Linked DNA regions of Mus musculus: all the other regions are linked to region 2. A link is a loop called in an ENCODE intact Hi-C map of the cell type or tissue named here. Cell type or tissue: left cerebral cortex. All regions are shown on one strand.

Region 1 (4,000 bases), 220 kb before region 2:
GACCCTAGAGATTCACTTAAATCAGATTTATTCTCCCTGTCATCCAAACTTCAATAGAAAAAGTGGTTTCTAAGTAAAATTTTTGCTAACTTCCTTTCGGACTCAACTATTTAGGAAGTAAAACACACGTGGCTCAAGTAGAAAATTACAGAAAAGCATTCTCATCCAGTCCCACTTGCTAGAGGTAGCTTTTATGGTAACAATATCAAAGCTTGCAGTTTCAACAACCAAATCAATTACTTTCCTTTTATAGATGCTTCAAGTGTTTACATTACATATGCTAAAATGCAGTGTTTAAACTCGTATCTTTTCTATGAAAAAGAATTTAAAAGACAGCACTGATGCAGTCTGAGGGCAGGTCAATACACCTTGAGGCAAAATGTGTCTGTCCTAAGAAAAGAACAATACTTGTCAGGAAACTACAGAAAGGAAGGGTGTCTGTGAGGTGGAGACCTCTGTTAACATCTGTTTCCAAATTGTCAGTGTTTCTCCATTGTTTTCATCTTTTTAAAATGAAAACTTTAATAAGACTAGTAAGACTTTATGAAAGAACTCCGGTATTTATTCAGGAGGGAAAGCTTAAACAGAAGTAGCAGGAGCCTTGATTCAACCACAACTAGGTTACATGAACAGTATTTCATAACTTCACAATGAATTTCACCACGCATTCAGGAGAAAGGGAAAAAATATCTAAAGATACATTTCTATTTGTAATAGTCCATACCCAGCCAGTTATCACCTAACACATGATCAAGAGCTTTCAGCTCTCCAGACCCTGGAGGAAAACTTTTGCATTGCCAGTCTCCAATATTTAACATGAAAACTGGTCATTTACTTTTCTAATATCATTCGAATGATCAAAGAGTAGTAGCTAGGTCAACAAATACCTAATGGCTATTATCTTGGTGTGGAACGACTGGGGGCATTCCAATATTCAACTCCATAATCTTAACAATTACTTAGTGAGATGACTACCCATTTCAATACTACTCGACTTATGTCTTGTGTGCAGTCTTGTAGAAGGGACCTTCGGCTGCAATCATTTTTTTTTCTTCTCAACCATATGTTAAGAGAATCGTACATTCAGTTCAGCAATTAACCATCCAGAAAAAGCTTTGTCTTAGCATGGAAGGAAAAAAAAAAAAAACTTATCCCTAACTTTCCAGCCAATTGCAACCTCGGCTTCTCACCACCTCTTATCACTGCATGGAACCTATAGAATGCAGCACAAAGGAGAACGCGGTCGCTAGGCTGGCAGCACAAGGGCTGCGGGGGCTCCCGGTTTCTGCAGGTACCGGGTTAGGAGTGGAAGCCACGCTAAGGGTGGGGCGGTGGCCATGGCTTCCGACGCCTCTACCCCGCCTTAGAGGACCTGCGAGACGCGCAGGAAAACAGCGGGATGGAAGCCACTCGTGCCTCTGCGTCACCCTGGCCCCATCACGCAAAGCTCAGGCCTCGTGACGCAAAAGCCGGTCCAAGCCCGCTGGACGTTTGACACTCCCGAGAACTCCATGTTGGAGGGAGCGCCACAGGCAGCGCAACAGCGGCAAGCCACCGGCGCTCCGCCCCATCTCTAGCTCGATAAAGAACCGGACAGCAGGCAGCGACGTCTAGGAAGAACGCCAAGTCCTGGTCACCCTTATTCTGACTCTCCCTCCGGCCCAAGGTCCCAGTTCTCCCCGCCCCCAGGGCCGGAGCTCCAGCACTGCTCCCGCGTGCCAGCTCAAGAAGCGCGAGTCCCAGGGCATGATGGGAACTGCAGTTCAGCCGTACCACGCGCTATGCAGACTTGGGCGTCCGAAGCGAAGACCGAACTACAAGTCCCACCGCGCCCCAGGCCGGGGTCTCCCGTTCGGCCGGCCAGCCGGCTCCCGGGCGTGGGGACACCCCTCACCTGCCGTGGCCGCCGACGTCGCTGCCCCGGAGCCGCCGCCACCCCCGCCACCGCGGTGGGGAGCGTTCCGCTTCTTGTTCTTCGGCATCGTGGGCCGCCCGGTGCCGCCTACACTTGGAGCTCAGCGAGGATCAGCCGATGGAGCTGCACTGTCTACTCGTGCGTCTGTGCGGCGGGCGGCTGAGAGGCGAGTCTCGGGCTAACAAGAGAGGCGAGGAGCGGCGCGGGTGAGAAGCGGCAGCAGCAGCAGCAGAAATCCCCGTGAAGAGCTGCGAGCGGAAACGATACATGTTTCTCTCTAGCGCGGGAGCGAAGGCGGGGTGGCCAGACCACGACGCCTTAAGTAGCCAGACGGCGGCTTGTCGTCACCATGCGTGGGCGGGCCTCCATCGCTCGCTGGCCAATCGCTGCAGATCTCCCCACCGCGGCGTCCACTGGGGCGGTGCCTGCATTCGGACTCCCATTCCCAGAGCCTCAGTCTGCCCTCGGTGCCTGGGCTGCTATGCCTTAGGGCCGCGTGGAGCTTTGGGAGATGTAGTTAGCGAGAGGGCGCGGCCTTCTCCGGGCTCCTCCCAGTCCGATTGCGTCGTGACCTCGTCCCAACGAGGCGTCCGCCCTGGAATTCACCCGGGTAGTCACCGCGATGAGCCATGCGGCAGTTATGCAGCTTGATGAACGTCAGCTTGTAAGATCACGTGTAACAACCTTTCCCCTGCTAATATGAGGCCCCTGTCCAAGCACAACCATACCCTCCTGTGGGTTTAGGGACGTGGGCTCCCCACCCTCCAAAAAAAGTATGCTTTCAGCTACTTCAACTTGTATTGTTCGTGGACCTCATATTCTAGACTAATATCTCAAATAACGAGACTGATGATTCAGTCTCAGATTTTCTTACAAAGATGTGACCTTGATTCCACCTGCCAGTTTGGAGGTCAGTTTGGGATAAGAGTTTATGAGAAGTTCGCAGCTGGCAAAACATACATGAGTTATATCAACAGTCGCAAAGGGGTTTATTTTCTCAAGGTGCTCCCGTTGATCTGTTTTCCGTGTCGCAACACCCAGTCCTGTTTTCAGGAGCTGCTAGTAGGTTCCTATACTGTCCATATGACAGAACAAACTCACTGACTCGTGCAAGTGACTCACTCTGCACTCCACCTCTCACCTCGGCTTCATTCTATTTCAAGTGATGATAGTAAGTCTTTCTCCGTCTTAATGTCCCTCTTGTACCTTAAGCCAACTTAAATTTTTCTCTCCTTTTCTTTACTGCCATATTCTTAATAGTTAATATATTATCTTCCCCCATATTCTGTAATTTATTCACCGTAATTTATTCAGTTTGTTCATAGTGCCCCCCCCCCAGCAATTGATTTTAAAATGAAACTCAGGGCTGTATCTTGATCTCTAGCCATACATAGCTTCAGTTCATACCAGGTCACCCATTTCAATGTTTCATGCCCAGGAAGGCTGATTATTTACTCAAGTGTCTTGTTTGACTAATCCACCTATGTTTATAGTTGTTCCAGAACCTCACAGACTGCCAGTCCTCCTAACCTAGCCTCTCTCACTGCTTTCTAGATATCTTGTTCTTCTCCTGAACTCAACTGGTCTTCGTTTCCAGTACAGGGCTCTTTTTGTTACTTTGACTTCATTGTTCATGAATGCCCTAACCCACCCCCCATCTTCATCTTAAGAATTATCTCTGTCTATCAAGACCAGCTCAAACACTATCACCTTCACGAAGCTTCGTCCTCACAAGTCTTTGACTTGGTAACGCTCTGCTGCCACTCTCTGTTCCTACAGATCGATCACAGATGGACTGTTCACAAAGATTCGATTGGAAGAGCAACGTTCAAGGTTTGCTTTACTCTGTGTTCTCTTGAAGAACAAGTAAACTGCACAGAGCATGGCTACCAAACTGGGACGCAGACATGGACACAGGCCCCCACTGAGTCCCTTGTGTCTGGACAGGCACACCTGAAATCTGACATGAAGTGAGGGTTCTCAGTAGGTGAGGCAAAGAGCTATACATGTTGACACACCTTATAACCACAAGCTTAATTCTCAAGATAAGTTGATATACAGAACAGTAACTTGCTACTCTGTGAA
Region 2 (4,000 bases):
AAAAACAAAAACCATAAACAACGCCCCCCCCCCCCGCCAAATTATTAAAGCTTCCAACTTTATATCTTAAAATGTGGAATTTTGGTGATCTGGAAAAACATAAGTACGGGATATATGGCAAACCCATTGATAGGAATCTCACTCATGGAAAGTGGGAAGAAATTGCACTTTTATTTCCCTGCTACTGAGATAAAAAGCTGTGAAGGTTAAATGGAAAAAACATCAACAAGGACTGAGAACCCAAATTAACCCCCAAAATTAACACTTAAACAAAATGGGTGGGGAGTGGAGCGCGACCAAAAGAAAAGGTAGTCTATGATGAAAGTTTGACTTTTGGTCTCTACAGTGGAACTGAAGAAAGCAGCAAAGTCAGGTTGATACAAAGTAGCTGTGATGAATTTTAAAACCCTATTTTAAATATTCTGTGAGGGCTGGAGTGAATTTAATTCTCTTTTCTCTTTCTCTTAGAATGTAACATCTCCCAGGCTACAGGGCCAAATGATACCTGAGACACACACATCCTTTCCTTTTGAAGAGGACTACAACCTGCAACCAGCAAATAAGTATTAGAGAGCCGTGACGTGACTAGTCTCCAACTTGGAAACCGGTCCCAAACTACATAAAACACCTTCCCAGAGCCAAATTCAGCAAACCGGGGAGAGCGAGGGCTACAAGTCAGGAAATAGCGGCTAATCACAGCTTTACAGTCACACGTGTGCAACCCAGACCTGACCCACACCCACTTGGCGGCAAGTGCAAAGCACAGAATTCCAAACCGGAAGACAGCAAAGGAGCTTTCTCAGAGGCCGGGAAGGCAGCTCTTCACATTTTCTGCTCCCACCCCAAAACAGCTTCAGCCTGGCAACCTCCGTCTGCCCAACCCATATCTCTGGGTCCCGCCCGCGGCTTTTTCCCTGGCACCAAGGTGGTCTCCCAGCCGACCAGCTTCAAAGGTTTGAGCGGCTGCCAGCTGCACCTCGGGCACAGAAGAAGGAAGACAGATCACCCGCGCCTAAGGGACAGCACACTCACCTTCATGATCTGTGTGTCCGATTCCGCCGCGGACCCCGCGGACCCCAGCCTCCCGGGGGTCCACAGGAAGCCCCTGGACCTCACTAGCAGCCATTACCTGGCACAGTAGAAAGGGGCGGGCCGTAGGCGGGGCGGAGCGGTGATACACCAATAAAAACGCGCCTGGGGTCGCATGCCGCCTCACTGAGGGAGTTCCTACACGCCTATGCTGTGCCGTCACATTTTGGACCAATCGATTGTGGCGAGCCTAACTAGGTGCCCCGCCCCCAACCGCTGTAGTCCCGCCTCCTTCCGGAGCCGGGAGCGTAAGAACTACAACTTCCAGCATGCCGCGAGGCAGTGGGTAGGCAGCGCTGGACGGGCGCTGACGGGCGGGGGTGCGCCCGCGAGTGCCCCGGCGTGTTCGCTTAGTTCAGTGAATCAGAACAATGACTGCGCCGCCGGGTCCCCGGGAGCGCGTCGCAGGGCTGTGAGCAGCCGCGGCCGGCAGAGCGGCGGGCGGCTCCGCCTCGGCGGTGTAGTGTCAGTGCCGGCTCCGGAGCCCCGGGAGCAGACCCTGCCCAGCGCCGCAGCCCGCGCGATCCGCTGTGCTCCAGCGACACAGCTGCTCTTCGGGAGCGGTGCATTGTTGTGAGCCACTGGAGGGGCGCGGGGATTGCACAGCCCGGAGCCCCTCAACGCCCTTCATAGCCATGTGGATACCTACGGAGCACGAGAAATACGGCGTGGGTGAGTGCTCGCGGGCGAACTTTTACCACGCTCTGGTCCTTGCCCCCACGCAGCTCGCTCCGCTCCAGGCTGCAAATGCCAGGTCTTGGCATTGCACAGCGGGTCCCGGGCTTGGCCGCACCGGCCTCCGGCTGAGGGGCGAGCACTGGGGGGCTCGCTCCTCACCGTGCACTCGGCGCTCCTCGAACCCGATCCCAGAACGTCCGGACTGCCGCTCCGGTCTCTGCTGGCTGGCGGAGTTTGGAGCGGCCGCGGGGCGTGTTGCGTGTCAAGTTGGAAGGGGAAGCCAACAGGGTTTCTCTCCCTTCTACCCCTGCTGGCCCACAGCGGCAGAGAGCTGGCAGTGGGCTGCTAAGATTTCCCGGGGTGATGAGGGAGACCAGGAACCGGCTGCTAGAATACTCCCAAACAGTAGGGAGGCGCGAAGTCCCTGCGGCTGGGGTCGGCATTCCCAGAGTGCAGAGTGTAGCCCCTGTGACAGACGGAGTCGGGACGTAGCCTCCTTCCTCCCTCGCCTCCCGGGTGTTTGGGGTGTGTGTTGCGAGCAGGGGGGTTGGTAAATTTCAACATCTGTGCTCCTGCGCTCTTTGGTCCTTGGAGGGGAACCGAGATTTTGGCAGGGTTTTTACTTCTGGCCACCTTCTCTACCAGGGAATGAGCGCAGTGGGGGTCATAGAGGCCGGCTGGAAAGTGACGAGGGAGAGGAGGGTCAGAAAGCCTGGCTCTTAGAGGCTGGCAGGCAGCTTTAGGAGAGGACTACCCTGGCACTGATTTGAGAGAAAAAGGAACAGGATAGCATTCACTGTTCTGTGCAAAGGTGAACAACAAAGACCATTAATGTTGACTGATGAATACAGGAGGCTCCCTTCCCTTCCCTCCTCCCTTGTCGGTAGGATTACAGTTCCCGTTTTTGTTGTTTGATTTCAGCTGGGTACCCCCCTCCCCCTTTGACAGTCACTCCTTTTAGGGTTGAGACTATTAAGAAGCCAGGCTCACTGACAAGCCCGAATTGGCCAAATGCAATTATAACCTCCCAGAAGGTCTAACAGAAAGAAAGCATTATAGATTTTACTGACAATCTTCATTTCCTATAATGCCCCGTTCTGCCGATTGGCGTTCTTGTTTTTATTGTGGACGGACCTAGTAATTTATATGATACAGAGACGTATTTATGCTCTGACTTCATTCTCCTGTAATTAAAAAAAAATCTGTAAAACCTTTCAGGGGAACCCTAATCACTGCAGATTTTACCTCCCCTACTTTGCCTAGGGATCGGACTTTATCTACTGAAGGGACTCTCTGATTCAACAGTCATGTTTTCCATGAGCTTCCTTTCTGGGCTGTGACTGGTTAGCAAGACAATAGTTTGTCGTGTGCCCACCTTTGCGAAAGGTTTCCAGCTTCTCTTGCCAAAGGGCTCTCCCAGAGTGGTGTAGATAGAGGTTGTTTTCCTCTCTGTTCCCTCCTCTTTTTTTTGGGGGGGGGGGGGATCAGATAACCCTTGCAAGGGAAAAGGCATTTCCTTGTCTGAGGGCTGAGGAACCAGAGGGCACCAGTCTTGACACCTGGTGCAGGAATCTCAGATCCACCCCGGCAACACTGTCCACCTTAGAGTCAATCCCAGTGGTTGTGTTCTTGCAAGTGTTAAATGATACAGGTTATGGATGACATTTATTTTTCCAGATTTCCTTCCGTGCCAGGTCACAGCTGGGTGCTGATATCGATTAGTTTTTCTCTCGCCTTTCTTTACAAGCTGTGGGCAGAGGCTTAAAAACCACTCTGGGATTTCCTGGAATGGCAACCGGATATGATCAGTCAAGTGTTTTGAGCTTGCAGCCAACACCAAGGCTTGGGATGCTGAGCCCGGTAGGGAGGTGAGAGGGTGTGCCTGTTTGGGAAAGGGAGGTGGGAGGTGAGATGAGAGGTGAGAGCACAAAGCGAGCTTCTGCCCCCCCCCATCCCCAAATTGTTGCTGAGGTTCTCATTTCTGCAGTATCACATACTCAAGAATGTTAATCATTGTTTATTACTAAGTTTTGAGCATTTGGCTTGCGGAATGCTTGGTTGTTTTTGAGAACCCATCTGTTAGGCGGGTGTGTGATGAAAATTTTGCTAGGATACTTACCCGTGGACTTTCATTTCTCACCATGGTGAGCAGTATTCGGAGCTGCTTAGATTGAAAAGTCTTTAAAAAAAATTCAGATCTGAGTTATGGTTTCCTATTATTACAGAGAATATA
Region 3 (4,000 bases), 180 kb before region 2:
TCTAGCAAGTACTCTATCACTGACCGGCCCCAGACCAGATTTTAACCCCTTTACGTTAATTTTCTCAGATATTTGCTATAATATCCAAAAGCTAACCCTGATGATAAAAGCAGCTTGCAACTTCAAAGGGCAATGAAGGTTTCTGGTGTCATGTCTTCTTGACCGCCATAGGCAAATAATATCAAAGATAGCAAAGCGGGGAGAGCGGGTGGGCTTGGAGTACCAAACAAGAATCATTTTCTTTTTTTTATCAGTGGATGGGATGATTTTCAAAACATTATCACTATACCCGTGGCAGGGGCTTTTAAAATCTAAGAACACAAGCACAAGACTCTGCTGATGTCTCTGGGAAGTAATATCATAAATCTCACATTCATCTAAGAACATTGCCTCCCACCTTCTTGTTCTTATTTTCTCGGAGCATCTGTAGCAAATTTCAAGAGTAGGCATGAAGAATAAACTTCATTCATGCCCTTTAGAGCAATCATTTCAAACCTTCATGGGAGATGTATAGCTGCAACACAAAACAAACTTCGCCAAAGGGGCAAAGGTGACTTGCTACTGGTTTATTTTTCACTGGCATCAATGATAAGTTTAAACAAATCTACTGAACACATTCATAATGAGCACATTTGGCAAGGCAGCCAGCCTAGCTTAGAAGAATAATTAACTCCAGAAGAAATTAAGTTCATATGGATAAAGAAAGGATCATGGTCTGGGTAGTGGTGGCTCACACCTTTAATCCTAGCACTTGGGAGACAGAGACAGGTGAATATAAGTTTGAAGCCAGCCTGGTCTACAGAGTGAGTTCCAGGAGGGCAAGGCTTACTCAGAGAAATCCTGTCTGGAAAAAAACAAAACAAAACAAAACAATAATCCAAAAACTATCATTGTAAATAATGTCTGTTGAATTCTGATACATGGCATGCCCTCCTCTAGTTATATACACACATAATTGCATTTTATTACCAGGAAAGTTTACTGAGATAAGAACTTGCATCTCCCCATCACTTGCCAAAAATAGGAATCTCTTCACCTAGAAAGATTAGGTGTCTATTCCAAAGCAAGATAGATCGCAAGTACTGGTGTCTGAGCACTTCTGAGAAAGACCAGGGGCCACAGAGAACCTGATGTTCTACGGGTCAGAAGAAAATGAAAACTCTTTTTATTCTTCTTTCTCCTTTTCAGTGCTGGGGATTGTTTTAATGTATTCTATTGAAGTTAAAAGAAAACAGCTATGATTATTAAAATGTATTGTGGTAAAAGCATCACACGTGACGTACTATCTCAAACCTTTGGAAGAATCTGGTGAAGTAGTGTTAACTGCGCGCGCCTTGCTATGTAATAAACTAGGAACTCATTCAGGCTACAAAGCTGGAACTTTTTTTTTTTTTTTCATTCTTCTACTCCACTGAGCCTCTAGGAGCGTCGCTACTCACCCTTTCAGCCACTTTACAACCTTTATACAAATGGAAGATCACTGGTAAGATGGATCAGCAGGTAAGGCTGTTGTTGGTCAAGGACCCAAGTTCACTCTCTGGAACCAAGATGGTAGTAAGGAGAGTACCCACTGCCAAAAGTTATCCTCTGACCTCCATACAGGTGTCGTGGCATGTGCATGCATGCATAATTTTAAAAAATTAATATAATAGTATAGTATTTGCTGGACTTTGGGGGGGACTGGCTGATTTCACTTAGAATGATGTTCACAAGGGCCATCCATGTTATAGCATGATTATCCAAATTCTCGATATCCATCAACATCCAACATTATAAAAAAAGTTGATTTTTACTTCCTGTTTAAAACATACTAACATTTAAATCTCACTAAATTTTTTTTTATAAAACAGAAAGTTATGATTCTTACTAACCATCCCTCAGAACTCCTTCTAGTGGGACAAACATCCAAGTAGCTTGCTGTTTCCTGCAGCCTCCTACATTCAAAATGTATCAGCCCAAGTTATTCAACCATCGTCACCAGTGAGTAGTCCAACCGAACGAACACTTCCATAGTCCAACTTTTGTAACCATTTTATGGTTGTATGGAACTCTCAGTTCTGTGAGTTTCCAGAGTGGTCTCTTTAATTCCCCATGTTAGGTTCAAGTTAAGCAATTTTCTACCCACACAAATGGGTAGACTCACACGGTGACTCACTCATTCTCCCACTCAGCAGAGCTGCGCACCACTCTTAGGCCATCTGGCTAAGCTAGCACCTCTGCGACTAATAACCTAGGGCTCTCTGGGACCTAATAATTATAGCAGAAGAATACATATAACTCCTGCTAGCTAAATAATTACATCTGTGCCAGGGCTATGAGACAGAGGAGATACTGATTTAAATAACATGGGTAGAACACTTTAAAATGTAGTAATTGTCATTCATAGTCACATTTGTTTCTTACCAAGCATCTTATGTTCTAGATGCTATTTTTATTATAACCCTTTCACCATGTTCCCTTCTTTTGCCATGTATCCAGAAAAGGATTTTGATGACTCCAGAATTCAAGAGCAAATTCCCACAAAGAGTAGCAGTTGGCCCTCTAAGTGGTCGTATTCTGCATAAACAGGAATGATCCCCAGTGAGGAAAATCCTATTACTCTCCTTTCCCAACCTACCCTTGGCTGGACTTCAAAATTGTTTCTATTTCTTATTCAGGAGACTTTTTTCTTTTGGTTGTTTGAGTCTTGCTTAATGAGCCAGATTCTCCCAGAGAAAGGTTACCTTTCCTACTGGCCCGGAAACAACATTGACCATATTTGTTGTGCTGACAAAGCAGTTGGATGATGTGGTAATGAGGGCCTGCTGTGAAAACTCATCTCCCACAGAAAAGTATGGCCCCCTTCACCATCACATAGGCTAGTTCCCAGAGAGAGACAGTCCATAGTTTATTTCTATCTGGAAGCTGATATATAGCCAGTTGGCGTGCACATTCACATCTGTCTGAAGCAAGACATTAAGAGTGTTTATGAATCAAACATACTGTGGTAGTTTGAAATCACTAAAGTCAGGACCAGCTGTAAGAGGCCTGTTTCCGGCTTCGCTCAGATTTGCACCCCCCACCTGCCACTGCTTCCTTTCCTAGGTCAGGTGTCTTTGCAGGTGAGATTTGTGGTCTACCTGGGTTGGTTTGGGGGAATCTCCCAAACTGTGCTAATCTGAGGTTGGATTATTGGAACCATTTAATATTTCTCACTGGTGTTTTAGACTAGAAGACCCAGAGACTATTATTAGAGGGAACCTATGACCTTCAAGGAGTCCTCAAAAGTCCTTTCCTTTAAAAAGGAAATACTTGAGGGGGCTGGAGAGGTGGCACAGCAGTTACGAGCACTTGCTGTAAAATCGTGAGGACCAGAGTTGAGCTCTCAGCATCAATATAATAAGTTGGGCATTCCACAAACATCTGACAAACATTCCAGGCCTCCCACCAATGCCTGGGAGTCTAGCTCCAAGGGGTCTAGTGGGCTCTTCTGTCCTCTACACATTTGTGCATGTGTATACACACACACACACACACACACACACACACACATATATACACACACCACACCACACACACACACACATACACACACCACACACACACACACACACACACACACCACACACACACACCACACACCACACACACACACCACACACATCATCCTTTTTAGAGAAAATACTTGAGCAGACAGGGAAACAGGTTACAAAAAGACATGTTTCAGCAGAGGTAACAAGATTTCTATCATCCTTAATTTTCTTCAATTTCAACTTTTGATATTTAACATGGGCACATAATCATCAGACACAAATGTGTTTTTCTGGTCACACATCTAAGTTCTGGACAAATTATGTGTTATATGTAGTCTCTGGGAAGAGTCCTGTTGAATTGGATGCAGATAAGATGCACAAATAACCACCCCAAATCAAGGGGCTGGAGAGGTGGCTCAGCAGTTGGGAGCATTGTCTGCTCTTCAGAGGTCCTGAGTTCAAATCCCAGCAACCACATGGTGGGTCAC
Region 4 (4,000 bases), 53 kb after region 2:
GGAACTCTCTCTGGACCTGAAGTAGAGCCTTGGTGTCCAGTATTGTGGTGCATGCTTACAATACCAATACTTAGGAGATAGTGGCAGCTTAGACGCTAGCTTGGGATACATGATGCTATGTCCTCCCAAACCAATATACCAAATACCAATACTTAGGAGATAGTGGCAGCTTAGACGCTAGCTTGCGATACATGATGCTATGTCCTCCCAAACCAAAACTCAGACCTGGCTAAAATGCATTGCTTATCCATGTGTGTTTCTAAAGAGTATCTTCAACTTGAATCCCATGTTATTTAAACTAGGGATACAACCATATGTATAAACATTATTAAACAAGAAGGAGCTGTCTTTATACTTTAATAACTGAGTGTGTTGTTTACTGTATGTTATTAAGAGTTCTGCTTTGTTAAAATACATATATTTCCATTATATATCATTTGTGAATTGATGTATTTGGAACTTTTAAGAGATAATTCTTCTCCTATTATTTATTTAATAACTCAGAGAACCCAGGCCTCTGTCAGAGCAGTCGGTGCCCTTAAGCACTGAGTCATCTCCCCAGCCCCGAGTCTGTTTATTTATTTTGTCTTCTAAGTAGCTAAGTTCTGTGACTTGAGTGCTGTGGCCTGGACTTGAGAAGTCAGACCAAAATATCATTTCCATGCAAAAATCCTCCTCTTGAGTATATTTCTGTCTAGAGGTACACAGACCAGGGCTTACTACGGTAATGATGAAATTGGGTGAGCCTGAAGGAAATATAAAAACCCTGCTTAATGATCCAGTTCGGTTTTTATACAGATTAACTGTCATTAAGAGAGGAATGGCCTGCCGGTCTGGGTTCCTCGTTCTCTGAATAGATAGCTCTGGCACTATAAACCGGGAATATCTCTGAATGTACAACACTGTAGTTGTTGTAAGCCCCGAGGCCCCATCCCGGAATGACAGATGCTTGCATGTCATTCAGTTTTATGTGTGCTAAACTAATCTCAGTGCAGTATGGGAGTGTGTTAGTGTGTGTATGTTCATATGTTAAGAGGTTTTAGCATCCCGAGTAATGAGACATGGACAGTTAAAACCCCAGGCGCTGCTCAGGGATGTGTTGAGTGGCAACAGCCTCTGTCTGAACTCTCCTGATCCCAGGCCCTTCTCCAACTGGATTCACCTTTTCTTTCTGCAAAGCTTGCCTGTGATCTCTTCTCTGTGGTACCCGAATCCTTGACAGTTCTCCAAGTCTCTGCCTTGGAGCAACCTTGGCCTGAGTCCTTTTCACAGTGGAGATTTTGCTTCCTTTTCCGGGGAACTGATCCCAGAAAAAGAAGCCCAGCTTTAAACACCAACACGTGTGTTATACCATGATAAGGAAAGAAAAGAAAAAACAGAATCCCATGTGACTTCTTAGGATGAGACCCTGTCCATCCCTCTCTGCAGTCTTTGAACTAGCCGTCCTAGTAGATTTCCTTGGGAATCCCACAAGTCTTATGTAGAGAGGAGGAGCGGCTAGCACGCTTTAGGGGCCTGGCATTTTGCTGGTGAGAGTGACTAGGGATGCCTCCGGTGGAAAGACAGTTGTTTGTAAATCCACTGTGTATTTTCTCAGCTGTGCTAGAAATCCTCGTGAGTGAGGACCAGATTATTAGCTTTGGCATCAAGGTTTCAAACCACACAGCCTTGATGCCACAGCCCTGACTCCTTGCTGACCTGGCATCCTGGAGAAGCGCCGGTCCTCTTGGACCTATCCCAGGCTGCAGCTGGGAACTGGGCGCCTAGTGCCATCTGCCTGGGCAAGTACGGAAATGCCAAATGGCCTGGCAGTTTTCAGTGTGGCCTTTGGATCCTCGCTGAGCCATATGGTGCTAAAATGTCAAACTGTTCCTGAGTGTGGGCCACCGTTGAAGAGGCTGGAGAGAGAAGGCACACTTCAGTTGCAAGGTCTGCTGAAGCTGTTTGTTGTCTGGCTGCTGGCTCATCACGGTTACTTTAACCGTCTTTTGTTGAGTAGGGCTTAGCTGATAGTGGTCTACCTACCTCTTTTGTGAGAACCGCAAGCATGCTTGCACGTACACAGTATGTATCAGTGACAGGGCCTCTACGAAGTCTCTGGAAGGAGTGTGTAACACCCTTAGGCTGTGGTCATGGAAAGGCCTGGGAGCCAAATCTCGTGTTCCTTTCTGTTTCAGCTCCTTTGCGTTACATTCTGGCAATTGTTCTTGCCGATGGGTTGACAAAGCACACTGAGAAGTTTACAGTCTCTGTGTGAAGAGAAAACATAACAGGGACTTACAGATGATCCCAATCAAAACATCCACAAGTGTTAAGTGAGTGAGTCTGGAGGGAATGCTTGACTCCGAAGGGGGAGGAGGCGGGAGTGACATGGTTCAGATGAGGTTAGCCCTGGCAGGCTTCCTAGAGGACAGGGCTGGGTGTGGGTTTGGCCCATGTCACTCTTCTTAGGTCTTCTGGGGACTTCACATAAATACACACTTCTCCTGGCCTGGGGCCTCTAGCTGGTTATAAGGGTTAGAAGGGCAAAGGGAAAAATGTGTGAGTTCAAAGAGGTGTCTTTAGAGCTGGAGGAGGGGGGCAGCAGGAGAGTGCCTCTGACTTTAGTCAGATGCCCTTCAGAATGCTTCAGTTTGAATCTTTCAAAGATCACTCGTGTGGATGGATGGCAAAGTGCTATAGCTTGAGAGACTAGGACTCTAATGAATCATCATTGATTTTTTTCTCTCTCTAGTTTAAATAACTTCATCCGTTGTGGTTGATAAACAAAGAATTGCTTCAGTTTTCCTGACACCATACTTGAGCAATATATGCAAGCTCAGCTAGAGGTATTCTAACCAGCTTCGCCTCATGTCAGTGTGGTGACATTTGGGGACTGGTGGCCCTAGAGCCAAATAAACCAGCTTTTTGCTATTTCCAGTACTGTGGAAGTTGCATCTGTACCTAGGAGTTAACCCAAACTTTGCAATTCTGTGGAGAATTATGTTGAGTATTCTAAAGAGAGATTTTTATCCACTTCCACCCCCCCCCTTTTAAACTTTAACCAATTTTGAAGTTGCCAAAATGTTGAAAAAAATAAACAGTCTTTTTATCGTAAACTTAGGCCATTTCCCCCAATGTTTGCACTTGGTTTCTTCACAGTAACTTTATTCTAGTCATTCTCTTTTTTGCATTGTTTTGTTTTTTGTTTTTTGTTTTTCGAGACAGGGTTTCTTTGTATAGCCCTGGCTGTCCTGGAACTCACTTTGTAGACCAGGCTGGCCTCAAACTCAGAAATCCACCTGCCTCTTCTTCCCGAGTACTGGGATTAAAGGCGTGCGCCACCACACCCGGCTTAGTTATCCCCTTTTTATGTACACATATTAAAAAGCATTACATGTATCCACAGGAAGGTCCATGTATGTGCATTCTCTGCTGACCTCTGGGTGATGCAGCTTACAAGCAGTAGTACACCATACTATTCTGATCTAGCGAAGTGCTGTGGAATAGTGAAAATAGATATCACATGCATGAATGCTGAGGAAACAAAGCATGTTGCAGAAATGCATGCAGAGCAATGTTGGGTGTTGAATTTTCATGTGATGTAGTGGTGCAAATATGTCTATAAGCATTTTAGGTTTACGCTAAATTCAGGATTCTGGTTCCTTTCATAGTCATAAAGGATGTTGGGAAGTTTTCTATAATACTTACAACATTTCAGCTTTAAAACACAGTGACAAGCTCCCTGGAGTATGGTTTATTATCTTAAATACATTTTTAATGTCTAAAATGTTTAGTTTTAAAATAATAAATAATATGAATACTCAGTTTCTGTAAAGCCATTCATTAGAAATGCATTAGTGATTAGCTTTTCTCAGAAAGGTGCACACCTTCCTTGATTGAAAGGCAGAAGGGAGAGGTTTGCATAATTGGCCTTTACTAAAAGCATTGGCTCTGAACTTGGGGCCAATGTAACTAAAAGTCAGATGAAATCCTGCCGCCCCTGCTTGACCTTTGTCTC
Region 5 (4,000 bases), 67 kb before region 2:
GGAGTCCCGGAGCCAAGAAGGCTCCCGCCGGCGCCTGTGCCACAAACCTCTCAGGCCAGGCAGACCCCCGTGCTCTCACCAGGAAGGTGGCCAGCTGTCTGGAGCTGAAGATGGCGCCGCCCAGAAGCTCTGCGACTCTCTCGCCCGTCCCAGAAACAGCTGGCACTCTGTATTCCACACGGTCACCCGTGCAGCCTGCCCTCCGCGGAGTCCCGGAGCCAAGAAGGCTCCCGCCGGCGCCTGTGCCACAAACCTCTCAGGCCAGGCAGACCCCCGTGCTCTCACCAGGAAGGTGGCCGGCTGTCTGGAGCTGAAGATGGCCGTAATGTTTCTTTATATGGCCCAAGAGTAAATGAATTATTTCATAGCCAAGAGAAGCTGAGTAAAATAAGACATTAATATTCCTGTCATCATTACTTGGAAAGAAAAGAATTGGAAGACAGCTCAAGAAGTTCTTAAATGAACAAGATTTAAATATTTAAAATACATCTTGAAAAAAAGTGTATGTTGCAAAGCTCCCACAATACTCCATCAGCCACCCTGACCATTTTTCTCTAATTTAAAAGTAGAGAATAACCAACGAGGAGAAGCACCATAAAAACATGCAAGAAATTAGTTTAGCAGTTGGTGGTGTACATCATTCAGACTTCCTTGCTTTATCCTATGACCAGGTAACACCACAGTCTGGTCAAAAATAACCATACCCAGTGGCTACAGGCCCATATAGACAGAGAAGGCATGTTACATATAGTCTGCGTTAGTGTCATCAAACCTGGGAACTGCTGGGTTACTACCCCACCCCCCTCCAGGAATGCTGGTTATTCTAACCTCAAACAAACTGTCTTTCTAAAGATCTAGATAATATGGTATCTTGAGTGAAATTTTCTTAAAAGTTGAATCTTATAAATAAGTGATAATTAGGTTTTTAAACTAGTATAAAGCTGCACTGATAACTAAATGTAGTCAAAATACAAATCAATTTTGGCTCTCCTATATCAGACAGGTAGCACATCACAGGCAGTGTTACTCGCAGTTGACAGGCCAGGGACCAGTGCTTCCATTAACCTGCCTATTATTAACCTGTCCCAAGGCTAAGAGGTTCCCTGGCTGGCATTTCTGTCCCGCCTTATTTCCATGGTCTATCTACTGTTAATAATACAGCCTGCTGCTTTGAAACACCCATGGCAAGAATAAGGTTCCTTGGTGGCAACGATGTGGGTGGCCTGACATTATAATGCTGAGGTGACGCTCCACAGTAACTACCCAAGCCAGCAACTGTGTGCAGGCTCCTCAGTAAAAAATGTACTCCATGTTTTAATTAATCATAATTAACATGCTCATTGACAAAAGATTGTAATTTTAAAAAATCTCAGGAAAAAAATCCCCAGACACGACTTCCATATCTTCATAGAGATGACCGTCTGTGCAGGTTATACTGCCCTCCAGTCAGCAAGGAATTATTTCATAGGCAAAACCAAAATTTACCTTCGGAAATCTGCAACGAGCTTCACATCAGCTATGACAATCTTATGCTCGATAATCATGTGCTTCAAAAGTTTGTCTTGTTCAGCCATGGGAAAATGTTCTTCACAGAAAATACAAGGCACAGATGGAGACCCTTCTAAAGCGGTGGTGCCACCTGGACTCTCTGGCAGGGAAAGCGGCTCCAGGATACAGTCTTTACTGTCTGTGAGAGGCATAAAAGAGGAAGAAAGAAAAGCTGAAACCAACTCTTAATCTTTCCATGGACGGTTTCTTACCTTTTGCACTGAAAGGAGCCTGGAGACATTTTACAGACTTCAAAAAACAATAAACAAAAAAAGTACATAGCACCAGGAGAACCTTGCTGTCATTTAAAACACAGCCACAGCCATACTGCGACAGAACTTGGAGCCCCGCTCTTTGCTTGAGTGGGGAAAGGCCACTTGTGGAAGTAGCTGTTGAAGTGTTCTTCTTGGGTCTTGGCCAGTGGCTGCGATTCTGAGTACTAGCAAGTGGAAACAGCAACAGCTGGGTTAGGGGCCTAAGTGACCACGTGACTTCGTAAGCCACCATTCAGCTCATGCCAGCCTCTTTCTAACACATCTGAAAACCTCCTTATTTCTAATCACAAGCCATGTAAAGAACGCACTTCGTATCCTGGTGTGAACCAGCAAGTGCTGAGTGGCAGGGGTAGCAATCTCTGTGTTCTGCCAGTGGCTCAGTACACAATCGTGTGTTACATGTATCACCTTTTGTGAGCCACGTGATAGACAGTAGACACACAGTAACCCTTTCCTCTCCCGTTCTATTCCTTTTCCTTATATCGCTTACAGTATCTGCAAGTGCTTTAGGGTCTCCATGTCTCTGATTTCAGGGCTTCAAACTAAGGCAGTTGTGTCAGGACCTCTCTCTAGTATGCCGAGGCAGAACCCTAGACTTGCCATCTTATTTCAGTGCTTGACTGGGTAGTAGCTGCTGAAGGAAACTGGGGTCAGCTATTGCATTTGCAGAAGGAAAGGGACCTTTCTTCAGAAAGAGGAAGCTGCAGGGCTTGGTGGTGCAGGCCCGTCAGAGCTAGCTGGGAGGCTGAGGTAGGAGGAGCTCAAGTTCAAACGTTGCTGCGGCTACAAAGCAAGTTCAAGGTTAGCCTGGGCAACTTACTGAGAGCCTGCCTCAAAATAAAAAGTAAATAGAGGGCTGGAGATACAGCTTAGTGATAGAGAGCTGGCTTAGCATACATGAGGCATTACTGCCAACCCCCAGAATTAGAAAAAGATGAATTTTGGAATTAGGTTAATGCCAATATTTTATTAGATTTTTAAATTTTTACTCTTACCTTATCACTCAAGCCACTCTTAACTGAGTAATATTAAAGCAGTACACAGCTGAGCATGGGCCAAGAATCAGACAAGTACATAGGTAGAAGCACTCACTCACTCAACAAACACCAACTGAGTATATATCTATAAGTGTAGATCTTCTGTTCAGGATTGCATGGTATGAGCCTTGTCAGCAAGGCTAAAGTGCTTACAGTTTGTTAAAAGGTACAAATAAGTTAACAGGATAAAGAGATAAGGGACCAAGAGAATGTGACAGCAGACATTCAGGAAAAGCTAGAAGAAAGATGGCTCACACAATGGCTGGAGAAGGAAGTGTCCCATAGGAGAAGGTTTTTAGCATTCCACTCTCACATACTCTAGTCATAGTAAAGTCTGTTAAATCAGACTGTTCATATGCTCCTAACATTCTATATTAGTACAGAATTCTGTATTAGGAAGGTATTGAGTAAACCTGACACTAAGTTTGAAAATACTATTAATGAAATTGCTATTAGCAGTCCTCTGACTGCTAAGGACAACCATGGCAGCATATCCAGTGGGTAGTGGTTAATACAGACACTGGCCATGTATACCACCCCACCTCAAGGCTCAGGGAACATTATGAGGGAGGGGCCAAAAAAGGACTTAAAAGCTGGAGGATGAGGAGGAGTGCTGAGACATGCTGCCTTCTGGGCAGGACGTGGCTGAAACCAGGGCAGCTGTGGATACCTACCAAAGATTAAGCCAGTCAGTGCCCCAGTATGAAGGAGGGGAGGGTGCTCATAAGGCCCCACTCTTAGCTAAGGAGCTGTTGGTAGCTGCTGAGGGGACGATAAGTCAGTTTTCCTTTGGGGTACAGCCTCTGTTAGGTTGTGCCTGCTCTGGGGGATGGTCTCACACTTACTAGGGCAGCACAGATGGACTTAGTAGGTTATAAAAAAAAGAAGAGGAAGACATGAAGTTGAGAGCCCTGTTGGGAGTGGTTCTGAGGGGAGAGGAAGAGAAGAGTTAGGGGTGAATATGATCAAAATATATTGTATACATGTACGGAATTGTCAACGGGTAAAAGATTCTTAATGAAGAAAACAGCTGTCAGGAGGGGGGATGGGGTAGGGGGTTCCAAAGGAGAGACCTGGAAAGGGGATAACAGTTGAAATGTAAATAAAGAAAATATCCAATATATATATAAAGAAAACAGC
Region 6 (4,000 bases), 370 kb after region 2:
TCTGCCTTTTAGATAAGTAGAAAGACTGGCAGATGGACCTCAAAGTATCCAAAGAGCATCAGTAAATATTTAGATCATGTGGAACACTTACATGATGGCTGTAGTATGTTGGTTAGCACTGACTGATCATTAACTTGACAGGATCTGGACCCACTTGGGAGACAAGGCTCCAGGCATTCCTGTGAAAGATCTTGTCAAATGGATTGTGAAAGAGCTTGTCGAGTAGATTACCCTCAGGAATAAAAAGACCCAGAAACGCCCTTAGCAAGAGCATTCCTCTCTCTCTCTCTCTCTCTCTCTCTCTCTCTCTCTCTCTCTCTCTCTCTCATTCCTGCCTGTGCACTGACATGTCATCTGCTGCTGGCCCCTCATTTCCCCACTCTAAGGGACTATGCCCTAGAACTGTGAGCCTGAGAAAACTCTCCTGCCCTGAGGGTTTGTGAAGTAGCCTTGCTCAGGGTACTTTATCACACCACCAGGAAAAGGAACTCAACAAGTTGACATTGATTTTATTGATTGAAATGACCATGTACTTGAGTGCAACATGGATATTGTATAAAAACTGTATTGCACTTAAAAAAATAAGTGCACACAGCATTGCAGGTAGGCCTATCTGATGATGGAAGAAAGATAATGGCAAATGCAGATGATTTGCTAAATTTAAAAGATTACATCCAGTTCTGGTCAGTTGTCAGCACCCCTTGAAGAGCACAGGGGTCTGGCTCTCAGTGGAGTGGTGTTCCTTCTAGGGCAGTGAGCAACATAGGGGACCAGAAACTCCTTCAACAGGGCAAAGTGTGGCTTTGATGTAGATGACTCTCTTCTTCTCTTGATCCAAAGTTCTACAGAATGAAAAACTACATTTCCTTCCATATCATGTCAAGACTTGGCTAATCCATTGTGACTTGAAGGTATGGTGTTTGGAGAACATAACAGTTTTAGGGACTCAAAAAGCTTCTGGTTTCTTTAAACTGTAAAAAGAAAACAAAATAATCTTTAGGTTGAATGAAATATGTAATAGTATTTGATAAATTATAAGTCATATATTTGTAAATATCAACATTGATATGTTTATCTCTATACCAAACTGGTCATCTGATACACCTTTTTATATTTTTATGGAGGAAGAGGCTGATGACACTAAATGTGCCGAAGCAGTCATGTAGCCCTGACAAAAATGTGATTTAGTTACAAGCATTCAGTGAAACACCCTAGATCCCTATCTACTCCATGTAATTACTGTAACTGGAAGGGTATATAGGGCTAGAAAGATGGCTCCACTTAACAGAACTTGCTGGTCTTCCAGAAGGACCCTAATTGGGTTGCCACCATGTGAAGCAAGTCACAACTGCCCTTAACACTGGTTCCAACACCCTGTCCTGGCCTCTCTGGGCACCAATATAACATGTGGCCTACACTCACAGATACATATAACATTTCTTAAAAATCAATCTTGAAAGATAATATATTTTTAAAAATCAGAAGTAGTTTGGAAGCACAAATTATAAAGGAACTTTAGCAAACATCAAAACTACATTGACCAAATAGGCCAAAGTTTGTTTAATGAACAATTATAATAAATTGATGTGTCTATCATTGGTCTTTTGGAAAATAGCCTTTTTCTATGTAATTGGCATTTACTTCAAGATGGAGGAGAAGGATTGCCCTCTATTGGATTGTAAGGAACACTGCAGGCTTCAGAATCCCAAGAAGTTCTTCCTTGTCTTTTTTTTTTTTTTAATTCCAAATTAAAAATAAATATCAAGATTTAAAATGTCCATATGTCCATTTGTTGTTTGATTAATGCAGGATGCATTTAAAAATTCTAGTACATTGAAACAGTTGTATAATCTAAGTAGTTATTTTTCCCCATAAATGGAAAGTGTTAACCCTCATGACTAGGCAGGTCTACATCTAGGTCATTAAAAAGAACTCTGAAAGCACTTATATGAAGGTTTGTATCTAAATTTTCTTGGCAGCACTGTTTATATCATCCAAAAAGTAGGAAAAAAAAAAAAACTCAAGGATCATCAGGTGATGGATGGACAGGCCAAATGAAATTTATCTACACAATGGATTACAACCCAGCAACTAAAACAAAAGAAGTATACATCTCTGCCACAAGCTAAAGAACTCATTGAAGCCAGGTCCCCAAGATGTAGCCTTTGGCCCTTCTGTCCTTCCGAAGGCTAGAATAGAGATGGCCATCTGCCTGCCCTCTCAGTGGAAGTAGAAAGCTGATCTCAGAGCCTGTTAGGAAAAGATGCAGTCATGTGGATTTTTAGTTATTGCATATCTTTGTTCTCTTTGAAATTGGACATTTATGTGTACGAGTGTGACGTATATCTTATAACAGTCATCTTTAACATGTGTCAATCAACATTTTAAGATACTGCTTGGGCCTTGTCCTTAATACTCACCATCAGTCCCCGTGCAACTCAACCTGAGATTCAGATGCTATTGGGTCTGGTGAAAATCAGTAACAAGTGAGGCCTTTGCCCTTTGCCCTTTGCCCTTTGCCCTTTGCCCTTTGCCCAGCATGTTTATTCACAGGCATATTTTCAGATAGTTATGGTTTCTTTTATCGTTGCTGCAGTGTCATGACATGGAACAGATGGTCAGTTATTACCACAGTCTTGGGTTTTTTCCTTCTTTGTTATATAATCCTAATTTCTGTTTTGATTGCACCCCCAGAATAAGGAGTTTGTATGTCGAGGGCATGACTATGAAAGACTGGAGGCCTTCCAACAGCGAATGCTGAACGAGTTCCCCCATGCCATCGCCATGCAGCATGCCAACCAGCCCGACGAGACCATCTTCCAGGCAGAGGCTCAGTGTATCCATTCCTGATGGGCCTCGGTTGGGTGGTACCTGTTGTTAGCTGCAGGACATTGTCCTGTGAACTGTTGCGGCCACTGCTCCCTTTTCAGTGCCCCCCCCCCCCCACCCCTCAGACTTGCTAGTCCTCTCCCTCCTGGTGTTAGCTTATTCTAATTGTTATCACAGAGTCAGTGGGAAAGAAATGCCATAAACATCTGGTAAGGAATTTTCTCCCTTTTGTTGGATACTCCTGCAATTTACACTTCTGAAGCTCACTCTTATTGGATTTCCCATAGAACAATAGAATAATTTTCCTCTGACATCCAATGGAAACTGTTTCAGTTCAAGGAAGTGGTAGCATTGTGTTCAGGACAGCCCATCCTCCACCTCCTCTTCCCCTTCTACTTGCATTATATAGTGAGGGAAAGAAGAAAAAGAGGTGTCTCCAGTATCCTTGGGGTCCTGATATTCAGGACTCTGACTTAATAATAGCATATAATTCACATACACACACCCCCATGTAAACATATCTAAACACAAAGCAAACAATTTAAATGGAAGCATGTAGGCTTTAGACACAAAGGCAATTCACCCATCAGTTCTTCCTAAATCCACCAGAAATCAGTGGTTTTAAAGAAAAACAGGTAAACTCCCAGTGGCTTATGGATATACTTTCAAAGCAGAACCTAAATGCAAAAGAAATAAATTATTTAAGAAAAATATTTGCTCTGTTTCTCCGGAGAGGAAGTAACTATATAAACAAAATAGTATTTAAAGTGGGAAGTACAACTAACCACTTAGCTTATCTATACCTGGCCTTGGAAAATGGATGCCACACTTCAGAAGGCTGGGGTCGCAGCAACACTTGGCAGGTGCAAATCCCTGTCAGTTTTGGTTACTGCCTTTGGTCATAGTCTTATGAGGATTTCCATATCATTATAAATGAATTTTAGGAGCCATGAACAATAGACTGAAGATGAAAGTGTCTTGTGTACAAGAGGTAGGTTATCCTGACTCTGCAAACCCAAGCCCAGCTGTCCCTCCCCAACCCTACTAATGTAAGCTGTAACTTCACAGGTTACAGAAATGCCAAGCGTGTGTCCTGTACGAATCAAACTCTTAGGACTAGATCAAGGCCTGAAGTTGGAGGCGTGCTTAGAAGTGTGTTATTCATAGCTTC
Region 7 (4,000 bases), 230 kb after region 2:
CAAACCAGACCAATGACTCATTAATTGGCAAGTAAAGATGTATTGACAGAAGGGTATACAGTATGACACACTGTGACACACTATAACAAGGGCAAAGAGCAGATATGAGGGGCTGGAGAGATAAGCTGTACTGGTATATGTGATTTTAAAAAAGTGAAAACAGAGTACCAGAAAGTGTTGAGTCAGGAAGAGAAATGGAGTCCGTTCTATAAAAGGGCTGCTTTCCCTTCTTGTCACCCCATTCTACTCCTTGGCCATTGGTACTGGGGGGGTGGGGAGGAGAGGAAGAGAAAGACCTTTAAACTTGCTCTTGAGACAATTCTCCCAGCCAGTTGTAGGCCTTTCTGCCCCACTGATGTGCTTCTCAGTCTCGGTGATGTCATCTTGTCTGTGTGATGGGTCAATGGGTTCATCTAGGTAAATGGCATTTCCCTCTAACCTAAGACTTTGTTGAAAGGAATATTAGCCACCTTACCTATTACACTTAGAAAATGGGAGAAAGTAGTGAGTTAAATGGCTAAAAAAAATTGAATTAATATAAATGTTATAATTAGATTAAGTAATTTGAAATTTTAATAGTTCTGTTAGATGAGAATTTCTAAATGAATTAATATAATGACCAAATATTTAAAAATATTTGAAATTCTAAAAATATTCATTAAAAATAAGCCAGATTTTAGCTTGCTGAACAAAAATGATTATTATAAATGTCACTTGTAGTAGATGGCAGTTGAAGTCCAGGGATGTGGAACTAGACTGAGCCCATGTTATGTATTTAGGCAAATTTGTAGGTAAGACTTAAGTCTATGAAAGTCACTGACAGGGCTGGTGAGAGAGCTCAGTGAGTAAAGGACTTGCTGCCAAGCCTGATGACCTAAGTTTGATTCTTAGTGCTCACATGGTAGAGGGAAAGATGCAACTCTTTCTGGAGGTCCTGGGACCTCCACATTCGGGCACATCTCTGCACGCGCGAGTGTGCACATGCACACACTAAACACACACATGTAAAAACTTACAGTATATTTCAGCATATAGTAACAGAAAATTTACAGTGTTTACCTATCATTTGTGTATTTATGTGTAGTTTGCACGCATATAAAAAAGAACTCATATTTGTTAATCAGATACATTTCTTGACTCTTTGTTTTTTGCCTTTGTGAGATGAGCATGCACAATTCTACCCTTCCAACTCCATTGTAACCCTGCGAGATTTCACAGGAGTTGTTACAGAAGGAGCCTGCCCTTTCTATCAGGGAGAGTGGCATGGCTCTATGCCAGCTGTAATAGTATTCCTTAGGTGATGTTGCAGAGACTTCTGTAGTGTTAGACTGCGGTTTTCTGTTGACAGTCGGATCTCTGCACACCAGTGTAGTCAGTTGATTCACCATCCTGCAAGTGATATAGTACCCGAGGACTTTTATGGGTGCCCCTGGCTGTTGAGTGCTGAATTATAAATTGCTTTCTCAGAACACTAAGATTAAATTAGTACTTTATGGCACCACCTATTGGCTAAAAAGATAGTGTGTTACTTTTTTGTTTATTTTTTGAAGTTCCTAATTATTAAACCATTCTATCTTTTTAATCCTTTTGAACTTTATTTCATAGTTAATTCTGTTCAATTACAAAGTAGTGAGTCATGCAATGACTTACTCATTTACCATAGGATGATATTTCATTTCATTCACTTTATATGTATTTCCCAAACGCAAGTATGTGGGCATGTGCACACGGTCGCATGATTCGATAGTCCTAGGTAGCTGAGATTCTTAATATTGGCCTCTTTGCTCCTGACTTGTGTGCATATGTGTACATATGTATGTCAGGGTAAACATACAGACGTATAGATCTATATAGTGAATCCTATATGCATATTTGCAACTCTTTGTTAACTACTTGAGAGCAAGCTGCTTACTCTATTTTTACACCCCCAGCTATGATATCCAGTGTATAATAGCAAAATCAGGAACTCAACATTGGTGTACTAAGATTTCTGACATATAGAACCTATTAAATGTTTGACAGTGTTCTCAATGTCCTCTGTAATACAAGAAAACCAAGGCTTTGTCGCATGTGGTGGCCATATCCTTTCAGTTTCTCTTTTCTTTTCAGTTTTCTTTTATATAGTTCAAAATGTGAGACTGAAGAGGCTGGGGAGATGGTTCACTGGTTAAGAGCACTCACTGCTGTCCCAGGTTCACTTCCTGGTACACTCATGGCAGCTCACCACTGCTGTAATCCAATTCCAAAGGATCTAGTGCCCTCTTCTGGCCTCAGTGGGCACCAGGAATGCATGTGGTACATATACATACATGCAAGCAAAACATCACTCATGCACATTAACACTTTTTAAATATAACATTAAATTGTACTCTAAGATACTTTAAAGAATATGTGTAGAATTGATTAAAAAAAAAAACCTCTGAGTTTAAGTTATAATCTAATGGAAGTAGTGATTAGAGTTTAGCATTATTATATACAGTAGTTGTTATTTCTCTAACTTTCTCATGGTCACTAAGATCTGCTTGCTATTTGTAAGGTACACAAAATGTTGAAGAGCTGAACAGTCATGTATACTACTGTAGTATTGGAAATGTAGCTGTTCTTCACCCATCCTAACTTCGTGACTGATCCTTTAGTAACTAAAGAAAGATTAGGAAAAGAAAGTATTTCAGACTTGCTTCATGTGTTCAGATGGGGAAACCCACATGAGAAGTGCTGAGAAAGTAGGCAAGCATAACGTTTTTACAGCAGGTTAATGAGGAATGAACAGCCAGAGAAAACCATGGCAGAGTTCCCAATCTCATGGCAGTAAGCTGTGTGTGTGTGTGTGTGTGTGTGTGTGTGTGTGTGTGTGTGTGTGTTACAAAATTTCCTTTATCAAGTTCTGCTTGGAAGAACTTCCCCTTCAAAGACATGTAGGCTCTCCTCAGACATGAAGGAACATAATTTTTGACCCATTTCATGGAAGAAAGCCTAGGAAGATTAGAATGACCTTCTTGTACCTTATGTCTTTCAAAACAGTCCACTGAAATTCAATCTTTTGGGGTAGCATATTCTGAGGTCATTACTGTGCAACACACACACACACACACACACATACATACATACATACATGAAATAGCTCTCAGCCAGTAGATTCTTATGTACTTGGCATTATGAAAAAATAAAAATAGGTAATGATATTTATAAGAATGAACACATACCCAAAACCACTAAACTAAAAGACATAAACCAAAACTTTGACATAAACCTGTGTGTGTGATGAAAACGTTGCTCTCCTGAATCAGAATCAAGAGTGGAATTTTAAAATGGAAAATAACAATTAGTCAAAAGACAACGTTAAGGTATTCTTATGGTGTCATCCTCCGGTTAGTATAGATCCTCCAGCTCTCGTCTTTAGCCAGTAAATTTATTTTGGTTAAGACTGTGAAAGCAAATAATTCCAGATGCCTCTATTGTGTCTTCATTTGACATGCATTAATTTATGTGTTGGGCCTGTCCTGTTTTCTCTATAAGTTGTAGCCATTGGCTAATCACTTCCTTGGAATAAAAACATCAAAGCATTTCCCCAATTGAAAACTAGGAGATCTTTGCACCACTAGCAGTTACAATCAGCAGAGGCCGCTTGTGCTTCTCAGTCCCGCATGTTAGGAGAGCATAGCAGGTAGGGCTAGCCTCTTTCCAGATCCCAGGAAACATGATGGTGATTAACTTTAATGGTCAACTTTACTGGATTTAGAACAAACCAAAAGGCAAACTGCTTGTGCAAGCTGAGGGGAATTTTCTTAATCTGATTATTTGACTCAGTGAGACCTGCCCTAATTGGTGCTTCCCCTTCAGCAGCACAGATAAAAGAAGGTAGAAGGGAGCTTTGCTTTTGCCTACTTGTGTTCACTCTTACTGGGACATTCATCTACCAGGCTGTTGCTCTGACATATCAGAACTGCTATGTTATACAGTTCTGACCATATCTGAGTAGTGTCAGTATTAATGACATAAA

Evidence for each region. A loop is a pair of places that touch in the nucleus more often than their neighbours do. Peaks named below come from ENCODE experiments on the same cell type or tissue, not always from the same donor. Only the 100,000 strongest peaks of a DNase experiment are listed, where the experiment ranks them.
Region 1: it touches region 2 in a loop (5-fold over the local background); 6 of 42 quality-filtered maps call a loop at or near these places.
Region 3: a loop joins it to region 2, with 3 times the contacts of the local background. A loop is called at or near these places in 19 of 42 quality-filtered maps.
Region 4: a loop joins it to region 2, with 2.5 times the contacts of the local background. A loop is called at or near these places in 10 of 42 quality-filtered maps.
Region 5: it touches region 2 in a loop (2.1-fold over the local background); 4 of 42 quality-filtered maps call a loop at or near these places.
Region 6: a loop joins it to region 2, with 2.1 times the contacts of the local background. A loop is called at or near these places in 8 of 42 quality-filtered maps.
Region 7: a loop joins it to region 2, with 2.5 times the contacts of the local background. A loop is called at or near these places in 11 of 42 quality-filtered maps.

The regions. Positions count from the first base shown.
Region 1 is chr12:40,220,975-40,224,974 of GRCm38, forward strand. Ifrd1 (interferon-related developmental regulator 1) reads right to left here and starts at 2,215. Exons shown (of 12, transcript NM_013562.2): 1 at 1,895-2,215. The coding sequence starts at 1,982. Mir1938 (microRNA 1938) reads right to left here and starts at 1,837; the gene lies at 1,738-1,837. It overlaps Gm7008 (predicted gene 7008), which reads left to right and starts at 2,390. Exons shown (of 3, transcript NR_045157.1): 1 at 2,390-2,579; 2 at 3,695-3,748. In left cerebral cortex, CTCF peaks have their summits at 748 and 1,742; DNase peaks (open chromatin) are centred at 1,761, 2,349 and 2,959; H3K4me3 peaks cover 3,094 bases; H3K27ac peaks cover 2,718 bases.
Region 2 is chr12:40,444,634-40,448,633 of GRCm38, forward strand. Zfp277 (zinc finger protein 277) reads right to left here and starts at 1,157. Exons shown (of 12, transcript NM_178845.3): 1 at 1,033-1,157. The coding sequence starts at 1,126. It overlaps Dock4 (dedicator of cytokinesis 4), which reads left to right and starts at 1,420. Exons shown (of 53, transcript NM_172803.2): 1 at 1,420-1,761. The coding sequence starts at 1,725. It overlaps Gm40406 (a long non-coding RNA gene), which reads right to left and starts at 1,026. Exons shown (of 2, transcript XR_872699.3): 1 at 1-1,026. In left cerebral cortex, CTCF peaks have their summits at 1,441 and 2,078; DNase peaks (open chromatin) are centred at 838, 1,285, 1,995, 2,205 and 3 more places; H3K4me3 peaks cover 3,684 bases; H3K27ac peaks cover 2,674 bases.
Region 3 is chr12:40,261,040-40,265,039 of GRCm38, forward strand. No RefSeq gene overlaps it. Among named protein-coding and RNA genes, the nearest start is that of Gm40403, 15 kb to the left of the region's middle. In left cerebral cortex, no CTCF peak of the experiment used is centred here; DNase peaks (open chromatin) are centred at 2,149 and 2,615.
Region 4 is chr12:40,497,375-40,501,374 of GRCm38, forward strand. The region is part of intron 1 of Dock4 (dedicator of cytokinesis 4); the gene reads left to right. Among named protein-coding and RNA genes, the nearest start is that of Dock4, 53 kb to the left of the region's middle. In left cerebral cortex, a CTCF peak has its summit at 1,790; DNase peaks (open chromatin) are centred at 1,788 and 2,356.
Region 5 is chr12:40,377,188-40,381,187 of GRCm38, forward strand. Zfp277 (zinc finger protein 277) reads right to left here. Exons shown (of 12, transcript NM_178845.3): 2 at 1,486-1,687. Among named protein-coding and RNA genes, the nearest start is that of Gm40406, 66 kb to the right of the region's middle. In left cerebral cortex, no CTCF peak of the experiment used is centred here; DNase peaks (open chromatin) are centred at 1,635, 2,026 and 2,529; H3K4me3 peaks cover 51 bases; H3K27ac peaks cover 44 bases.
Region 6 is chr12:40,813,496-40,817,495 of GRCm38, forward strand. It overlaps Dock4 (dedicator of cytokinesis 4), which reads left to right. Exons shown (of 53, transcript NM_172803.2): 40 at 2,695-2,836. Among named protein-coding and RNA genes, the nearest start is that of Immp2l, 210 kb to the right of the region's middle. In left cerebral cortex, a CTCF peak has its summit at 1,678 (motif pointing left); a DNase peak (open chromatin) is centred at 1,666.
Region 7 is chr12:40,678,509-40,682,508 of GRCm38, forward strand. The region is part of intron 12 of Dock4 (dedicator of cytokinesis 4); the gene reads left to right. Among named protein-coding and RNA genes, the nearest start is that of Dock4, 230 kb to the left of the region's middle. In left cerebral cortex, CTCF peaks have their summits at 1,474 (motif pointing left) and 2,265 (motif pointing left); a DNase peak (open chromatin) is centred at 2,247.